Regions from separate parts of the Homo sapiens genome. Here region 2 is linked to region 1. A link is an interaction called in ENCODE POLR2A ChIA-PET data of the cell type or tissue named here. Cell type or tissue: GM12878. All regions are shown on one strand. Region 1 has its middle 72 kb from the start of ERBB4. Region 2 overlaps IKZF2 (IKAROS family zinc finger 2).

Region 1 (5,000 bases):
ATATGGCTCATTAGACTGGTGACAGATAAAAGATTTTAAGAAAAGGTCTATAGAACACTCAGTTAAGAGAGAAAGCACCAGCCGGGAGTGGTGGCTCACAACTGTAATCCCAGCATTTTGGGAGGCTGAGGCGGGCGGATCACCTGAGGTCAGGAGTTCGAAACCAGCCTGACCAACATGGAGAAACCTCATCTCTACTAAAAATACAAAATTAGCCGGGCGTGGTGGCATGCGCCTGTAATCCCAGGTACTTGGGAGGCTGAGGCAGGAGAATCGCTTGAACCCAGGAGGTGGAGGTTGCCGTGAGCTGAGGTTGCACCATTGCACTCCAGCCTGGGCAATAAGAACTAAACTGCATCTCAAAACAAAGTTAGAGAAAGCACCTTGAAGTCTGTGGTCATGCCTTGTACTGTTTTACTCCTATTAGCACCAAACATATGACAGCATGCGTAGTAAGAGATTAGAAAGTATTTATTGGTAGATTAGAAATGAATTCATTGCATTTTAGATATAGCTATATTGCAGACTTGACTTCAAGGCCAGATATTCTCAGAGAGGCCAGTTAAATCACAAATCTAGAAACCTGCTGGAGTCCAGTTTATTAGCATATTTTTTATTAGTCATAGCAATTCTTTCCATTGCATAGCTTGCAAAGGACATTATATTAATCAAAGCCCTAGAAGAACACACATGACACATTGAAACTTGCTAATAGAAGACAGTTTAATAGAAAGGACAAAGTATGAAGGTGTGTACAGGGTTTATGGAAGAGATACTGCAAGATATAGTGCAATTCCCCAAGGACAGCATTGCTGGGGAGCTGTTATTACCCATGGGTCCGAAGAACATGAGGAAAGAATAGTTACTGAAATCTGGAGAAAAAAATTATATGGAGAAGGCTGCTTGGCAGGAGTTGTGGCAAATTGCCTGGAGGAATAAATACTGTGGACTTTTTTTACACATTCCCATCTGCTACCACCAGTACCTCCCATTGGCTAAATACAACTGGAAGCCAAGGGCAAGAAAACCCATTGATGTGGTCTGTGGAAGTCCACCTTCCAGGGCACAAGACAGGGAGGAGAAGATACAAAGGTCATTTGAATAGGCAAATGGAAAACTCTCAGCACAGGGAAGAATCACTCCTTTCGCTAAAGATGGTGAGAAGCTGTGTTACGCAATTCCTAGATCTTTGAATACAGTAGATTAAAATAATGTTTCCTTGACATAGACAAATGGACCTTGACTCAATGTCAATGTGTGTGTAGAGTTCGTAGAAACTTTTATATACACTTAAATTATATTAAATTGTTTTTTACAAGGATGATAAAAAGAGTATAGAAATAGATAAACAATGATCAATTGAAAGCCAAGCGAAAGAATCTTTAAAAACATTTTATACTAGAAATAGATTATGAAAAACCTCCTTCCATGAATTGCTTACTACTTTGCATTTATACAAACTCCATTTCCCATTACTATAATATGAATATTTTTAGGGCTAATTTTACAACTGTAGTTCCGCTAATATGTTGCTTTATAATGCAGAACCCATTTTTTTTTTGTGAAATACATTGATGTATTTTAATTTTATTTTGTGTGTTATAAAACCTTTTTATGTCCTCATAATCATCAGAATTTTATGTTTTATTTGTCAGCCTGTTAAGTATCCCTTAACTTGTTGATGATTTTAATTACTCTTAAAAGCCATTTATTCTGTTAGTTTTAATACCACACAAACTTCATTTCAAAAAATATGTTGATAAAAGTATAGTGAATGCACATATACTTAAAAATAAAACTACTATTTGAATTGTCTTGGTAACTTGTAATTTTCTCCCTTGTAGGGCCTGTATTGCAGGAGCTAAATGATTGAAACTAAATTTCCAAGAAACCCTGCTATTGGAATCCACAATGAGAGACTCTTGCTTTGGACTTTGAGGGTAAAAGAGAAGCTTTTGTGAAATTATTGCTTCTTCAGTAGTACTTGAGAGAGATGGGGATTTTGACAGATGGGAGGTTTTGCAAAAGTATTATCTAGAAAATTATCCACCTTAGTGGTGGAGGCAGCCTTGAGCATCACTGGTGCTTCCAGTGGTTCCTGCAACTTCTGGGCTCCTTGCAAACTAGATATGACCCCACGGTCTAGAAGAGGACTTTCTGACTCAGTTGTCCTTCCTTTATTATGGATTTGTGGGCATCTACCTTACTGTATTAACTGTTGTCCTATAAATATACTTTCCCGCTTGAACACTTTTAAGTTGTTTCTGTTTTCTTGACAAAATCTAAACCAACACAAAACTTGGTTTAAAAAGGCAAAGAGGGAAGGTACTGCCAAGCAAAAACCTAAAGTATGTGACTCTGCCAAATGGCTAAGTAATGAGATGTAAGGAAATTGTTTTGGGAGAGGCTGGAAATGTGGATATGCAATGGAAAAACCTTTAGGAAAGTTTTACATATGATAACTCTAGAGTAGCAAATGAGTCTCAAAGTGCAATAGTATGCAGAAAAAGTTAACATAGCAGAGCTGAGATTGCCACCTTTAGCAAGTCCTGACTGAAATTTTGGCCCTTGGCTGGTGTCTGGGAACAGTTATGAGGAGGGTTCTCACCATTTCCTGATAAGAATGGCTCGCTGTGCCTAAAATATTCATGAAACCATATGGTTTTGCTTTCCTTCAGGGAGACTGTAATTTTGGTATGTGCTAGGCAGCGGGTGCCTCCATGACCAGCCCTCATTAACAACCCAGCTATTTAATCTCAGATGAACTTCCCTGCTAGACAACACTTCACATGGATCGCCACAACTTGCTGGGGGGACTAAGCATGTCTGGTGTGAATCCACTGGGAAAGAACTCTTGGAAGCTTACACCTGGTTTCCTCCAGACGTCACCCCATGTGCCTTACACTTTGCTGATTTTGCTTTGTATGATCTCACTGTAATAAATCATAGCTGACTATATCCTGAGTATGATTATATCCTGAGTCCTGCGAATGTTCCTAGCAAATCATCTAAGCTGGGGATGGTCTTGCAGATCACTAACACAAGTGGGCAATCGAATTTCTCTCAGATTGTTGAACTGAGGTATAATTAAAGAGTTTCACCCACCCTGACAGAAGAAAGTCTTCATGCATCCTGCCCAGCTGACTCTGAATAACTCTCATTGGTTATGGACCAGTGACTACTCTGTGTCTCACATTCTCTTTTCTGAATGGGGAGTTTTATTGCACTTATCCTGTGTCTGTTCCATCACTGAAAATTGGGTGTCTTATCTTTCAGGTTCCAACCCTCTCCCTATATGCTGTTTTGTGATGTTGTTGCTGAGATTCTGCAAACACATTTTTGCTTTGCCAACTGGTTCCCTGGTAAGCTAAGTCAAAAGATGATACTATCAGGAGACAAAAAGGCTTGAAGTGATGAAAGGGACACTATATTTCTTGTTCGTTTCTTGTTTCTTTCTGTGCCACTCCAGCCTCACTTCTTTACCCTGGAAATGGCAGTCCATTCCAGCGACAGCAGATTAATCAAGTTTGCAATTTTTCCAATACTTGCAAAACAAGCTTCATTGCAATTTCTCCAAATTATTGTTACCAGCTGAATTATACCCCTTTCTGAAAAGTCAGGGTCCTAACCCTACGGAGCCCCTTCCTTCCAATTCATGGGGGCCAGCATCAGCTGATCAGCTTCTCTTTTTTCGATTCTGAATTTCAACATCACAGAACCTCTCCTCCAAGCTTCTAAATTTCAATAATTCATTTTTTTTCTCCTCACCCCTTCAGCCCTAGTGGTGGTAGCTTTTTCCCGCAGTTGCTAGCTCTGTAACACCTTAGGAATTCTTTTTTGACCCTTAGTTCTTCCAAGACTAGTTATGAACATTTCATATTGAATTCTCATCTTTAAAATGGCTGGTGTGATTCGACTCCTGATTGAATCTTGACTCTGTATGGGTGGGGAAGGCCAAAAGTAAGGGTGGTAACAGTTTGTCTTATAGTTCACATGACCTGAAATCCCCCTTCTGGACTTAATCAAGAAGACTCCATCACCTAAAGATCCTGGACTATCCACCCGCTGCAGTGATTGGAAGAGACTTCCTGTTATCCACCTTGGAGAAATCTGAGATCAAGGTGTTGGCAGGGTTGGTTCCTTCTGAGAGATGTGAGAGAAATGCTCCATGCTTCTCTCCTAGCTGGTTGCTGCTGGTAATCTTTGCTGTTGCTTGGCTTGGAGATGCATCACCTTGATCTCTGAATTCATGTTCACTTGGTGCTTTTCCTGTATATATGTCTATCTCCAGATTTCCCCTTTTTATAAAGATACCAATCCTATGGAATTAGGGGCCAACCCTACTCCAGTGTGACCTCATCTTAACTATTAATAATTACATATATAAATGCTATTTCAAAATAAGATTACATTCTGAGATACTGGGGTTCACGACTTCACTACATGAATCCTGGAGAAAAGAATAGCCCTGTTCAAAAGAATTTAGTGGCATATATGCCACTTCAAGGTCTGACCCATAAACACCCATGTTATCATATGCTCTTTTTTCTGTCTTCCTCTTGGATGTCAAGCCCCAAAGACCTTGAAATATGAATGCTAAAGAAGCCTGGAACCCTAAATGGTGTAGAAAGCAGAATCCTAAACACCACCACATGCTTACACTGATTGTACTCTTTGTGAGCGTCATGAAAACATCTATTATGACACAGATTGCATCTATGTGTCACAGCAGCTAGCATTACCTTAACTAAATCAACTACATAGTTAAAAGCAATGATCATACACTTAAAAAGGGTATCACAATTCCACCTATACTTTTATCTGTAATTCCGTGATAGTACTTTGACATTTGTATTATACAAATACACTAATTATCAGAGAAATGCAAATCGAAACCACAAGGAGCTATCATCTCACATCTGTTAGAGTGGCTATTATCAGAAAGACAAAAGATAAGTGTTGGCAAAAGGAATCCTTATACACTGTTAGTGGGAATGTAA
Region 2 (5,000 bases), 530 kb after region 1:
TCAAATTTAGAACATCTAAACTACTACCCCCGAAGTGCACAATCAACAATTAAACCAACAATTTTATTAGGTATCATCAAGTGAGAATTTATGGTACTACCAGAAGCATCAAATGAGGTTAGATTTTAGATGAGGACTCTCTAAGAATTGATTCTCTGTAGGAATAGGTTACTCTATTAAGGGAATTTTTTTCTTTTGTTATTTGTAATGACTGGTATATCTGGAACACCAATAATATGCAGTGATTTGCTTTACATATCATCAAAACCACAAAACTATACTCAGGAATGTTGAGCGCCACCCCCCTCCCCAATTCTGACATATAGACAAACTCTATTTCTTTCTTAACCAAAATCTTCATAGATGCTTTAAATAACGGAGGGTTCCTGCTTCAATTTTTACCCTAAATTATCAGAAATCCCTATCTTTCTTCCCTGGACCTGTGCAATATACAGAAAAGAGCAAAAGACCCAGATTTCAAATAGACTTGGATTTGAAAACAAACCCTTTTTCTTACAAGTCATAGGTCCATAAAAAAGTAACTTGACTGCTCTGAGTAATAGCAGCAGTGATTATTTATTGAGTCTTAGCATGTGCCAGAAGTTGTGCTGAGCATTTTGCATGTATTGCCTTATTGAAATCTCACAACAGCCCATTGAGGTAGGTATTGCTTATCCCTATTCTACGGATAAGGAAACTGGAGCTCAGAGATGTGAAGTGACATGGCCAAGGTCACACAGCAAAGCAGGAATTCTAACCCAGGCCAGCATAATTGCAAAGCCCATATTTTTAACCACTCACAGTCTACTGCTTCTGAGCCTCAGTTTTAAGTGTTATAAAATAGAGTAATTACATGCCTACCTCACAGAATTGATGTGGAGACAAAGTGAAATAATAAGTAAAGCATCTAGCATACTAAGTGCACTCAATAAAGGATGCCCCTCTACCTTCTCTCGCTCTAGTGGTGATTATAACATTTATAATAAAGGAAACCATCCCTAAATATTCCTTACCTATATCAAAACAGAGGTATATTGGGTCTCAATTAATTCGCAAAAGGAAAATACCAACAGGCCAACAAATACATTTAACATAAACAGATAAGAAGGGAAAAAAGTAAAGAAAAACAACATATTCTACCTCATTTTAGGACTGGAACTCTGCTATTGATATTTCCAAATATGATAAAAATATGTAAATATTCAAAATATATCAACATGTCAAAAGTTAGGAGAGAAGAGCACGGAACCCAGAGATGAAAATTCATTATGGCTTACAGGAAGACTCTCAATAGAACACAATCAATGGTGTTACCTTTTTTTAAAAAAGTACTTCTAGTGGGAAAGACAGATTTTGAACAAAGATAGAGATGATAAGGATAATCTTTCTGCCATACGTTGTTTTGTTTTTTGAAAACGGACTTTAATTCTCAGTACTAAGCAGACTAAAAAGATAGGGAGTTGGGAGCGGAATGAGGTGCAAAGAAAAAGTTACAGCACTTTTGCTGTTGATTACCAACAAATCTATACCTCTTTTACTTTCCTTTTTTTTCCCTTTTTTTCTCTTTTGGTACATAGTTATGACATTTATCTCTGATACCTGTAAAGAAATTAAATCAGAACTATTTTTATTTAATTCCCTAATAAACAAGAACTAAATGTAAAGTACATTGGGTATATACACAAACCTAAGTATGGCGACTTAAAACAGAAGATTTTCTATCAAGCCCATCTGGTGTTATATTAGGGTGTGTCCTACAGAAATCCAAGCAAGGGTGACTGCCAAACTAAGCTACAGAAGAAAACTCAGAAAGCTGGTAAGTCCCATAATATAGGCTCTATTTCAAAAAGTGCATTAGAACACCCGCCTGAAAAGATAATCTGATATCACTCCACCCTCATAATAACTCTTCTATTTCTGAGATATTTGTCACAAAAATATGGGCCAGTATTGGACACGGCAGACACCCTGAGAAGGTGACATTGTAGAGATAGCAGTTATCTAACTAACCCACAAGGTAATATCACAATTTTATGTCCCAATCCTGATAACTTCATCTTTCTGCTAAGTTCTCTAAGAGGTAAATTGATTTCTTCAAGCCTCAATTTCCACATATGAAAAATAGAAATCATAATATACTTCTGCTTCGCTAGGTTCTAAAAATGGAAACTAGCTAAGAAAAAAATTAATGTGAAGTACTCTGAAAAGAATAAACTAGATTCCCTGACCTGATTATTGGTCAGAGCCTTGTAAAACTAGACTTACTACTTCTTCCGATTCCATACATGCCACCTGGCCATCAGACTGATAAATAGCATTGACTGTACAGTTGATCCACTTAACAGCTTTAAAGTAATAGAAACAAATTTTGCATCATGATGTATTTTCATACCCATTTAAGTAACTACCTGCAAAGTAAATTTATACATAAACATTATAAAAAAATAGATAAGAAAAATAAAATTAATTTAAAAATTTTGAACTTTAAACAATTTTCAAAATAGTCACCTGCCAGTATAGAACAGTCTGAAACCAATACTGAACAACTATGCAAGAATTGGAAATGAGCTAACCAAGAAACAGAAGGAATCACAAAGTAAGTTTCATCTGATGGGCCGAAATACAATATGGATTATTTTTATATTGTTCTGTCTGAGATGTCTGTCTCAGATTCTTAAGTCCCAGATTCTATTTTTAAAAATCACTTAACACTGTGTATTTCCAATAGCCATCAAGGCATATACTGTCATCCCTGACACCGAAGATTGTCAGCAGACTCAATATGTACACTAATGATCTCAGGCAACAATGTCCATCTTCTTAACAAAGACATCCTCATTCCAGAAGAAAAAGTTTAAAGTTCTCTAAGAAAATTCATTCAAAACCATAGGAAGTAGTCATTATAAAATGTTAGGATCACTAATACCTCTTACTTCTTCTTAAGTTTATCTTAGATGCTAAATTTTAAAACCAAAAACTGTCAGGCATTATAACATTTTTAGTTCTCTCCCTCCCAAGTCACCAGTGCTCTATTCTAGCACTGTCAAATAATGATAGCTGCCGTCATTATTTTTATACAATAGCTGGCAGCAAGTTGCACAGAAACCCTTCATCTTAGAAGAGTTACCAAATAGCTTAAACAAATGCTGGGACCTTACAGTAGTACTGACCACCTTCCTAAAGCCAAAATAAGTGAGCTCTCATGCCTTATTGATACTTTTCTGGCCAGAATGTTAGCTGTTTTACTAAAAAAAAAAAAAAAATTTACTTATTTTATTTTTTTAACTGTTTAAAAATAACTTTTTTCCTCCTTACACATATATTCCCATCCTCTCCTTCCTGCTACTAGAAACTGTCTTAAAGGTTTTCACATTTACTTTTAGCTTTAACACTTTCAATCAAAATTGCAATTCTGTTTTTGGAAGCAGGCACCCTCCAGGAAGTATATTTGAAGATATTAAAAAATGCAGAAAATAAATAAGTTCTTTTCATTAAACAAAGTCAACAATGCATGTAAAGGGATTTAGGAAAACCGGTGATCTCAGACACAAGTGATTTGACAGGCCAGATGCACACAAAAAATTATTCCAAGTCACAGAAAAACATCAGAGTGACCAATTCTAGGTCTCTTGTTCTAATTAATAGACGAGAGTTCCTCTCTATCACTATTTGCTTTGGCAATCTAAAATGCTGATATTCTCCTAGATCTAACAGAGAGGAAAAATGGGTATCTTCTCCATCTAACACCTAAGTGGGTAACCTAGATACTGTAAATAGAGGCTACATAAAGGATGCAAGAGACAGCTCTGAAGTGAGAGCCAAAATATTTAACCTGCAACTCTTTGGAAAAGAACCTGAAAACACGTGCATCTTAGCCAAAACCTGTACTAACATGGAATTGCCACAGGCTAGTAAGTTAAAAAACTCTCTACCAAACATAAGTTTACTGTTGTTGGGTGAGAAAAGCTCAAATGTCAAAAGCACAGTTCTTATTTGTTCAAATTGATCATGCCTACACTCTGCACTGTTTATTTAAAAAGATGAGTGAACTGCCTTTCTGAAGCAAGTACTTGCAAAACCAGAATCAAATTCAGAAATAAAGCAGCCAATTAACCACTTGACAAGCATTTTCCTGTGGTTGTGTCTAGGGGATGACAGTCAAGTCTCTGATTAACAGTTACTCCCTACCCTATACATGCAATGTTTCTAAAGCCAATAGCTAACTAATAGAAACTACATATTATCTCTTTTTACTCTTTAGGAAATTGTGTGAGTTATCTGAGAAATAAAAACATTACACCAAATAACTAGTATATTGAAATGTAAAAATTCTATTGCCTAAATTGTAGTCATAGTATATTTTTTATCAAATCAACTAGCAAAAAACATGAATGCAAAAGATTCATTATGAGATTAGTATGATAATTTAGTATACATTCACCTGCTAACTTTACTAGTTTTTTCTTTCTAAATGATACGGGAATTGTAAGGACTGCTTCTATAATTAAATTTTCTTAGGAAGTGCTCATTACTTAAAAGAATTACAACTTTTAAATAAATAAAGCAAATTCAAACTCAATCATAATTTCAAGTCAATAGCTAAAATTACTTAAAGTTAATAAATTGCAAAATGTATTCAATGGTATTCTATATAAATTGCTTAAATTTCAGTAGTATTTACTAATTACTAAGCTTGCAGTTTTATAATAACTTACAGTTTCGAGAGCTGTTAGAAGTAAAAAGAAAAAGTTGCTCTCTCTGGATAGTCAGAATACATTTACAAATATGCTCATAATTAAGTACATGATTCACTTTTCTTAGTTATTAAATCTTCGGGGGGGGGGAAGGAAAGAGAATGCCTTTCCTTCACATATTGCCAAAACAGAAAACTTGTAAATTTAATTATATTTACATGTAAGTCCAATGTCCTTTCTATAACATGTAAGAATAAAATATAAATCTAAAGTATAAAGAAAACAAGATTTCAAATTACTTTTGAG

What was found. Peaks named below come from ENCODE experiments on the same cell type or tissue, not always from the same donor. Only the 100,000 strongest peaks of a DNase experiment are listed, where the experiment ranks them.
Region 2: POLR2A ChIA-PET joins it to region 1 with 5 read pairs; 2 of 35 experiments call an interaction of 5 or more read pairs at or near these places.

What each region holds. Positions count from the first base shown.
Region 1 is chr2:212,608,550-212,613,549 of GRCh38, forward strand. No RefSeq gene overlaps it. Among named protein-coding and RNA genes, the nearest start is that of ERBB4, 72 kb to the left of the region's middle. In GM12878, no CTCF peak of the experiment used is centred here; no DNase peak of the experiment used is centred here.
Region 2 is chr2:213,141,926-213,146,925 of GRCh38, forward strand. All of the region lies in intron 4 of IKZF2 (IKAROS family zinc finger 2), which reads right to left. Among named protein-coding and RNA genes, the nearest start is that of IKZF2, 7.2 kb to the right of the region's middle. In GM12878, no CTCF peak of the experiment used is centred here; no DNase peak of the experiment used is centred here; H3K4me3 peaks cover 3,886 bases; H3K27ac peaks cover 589 bases.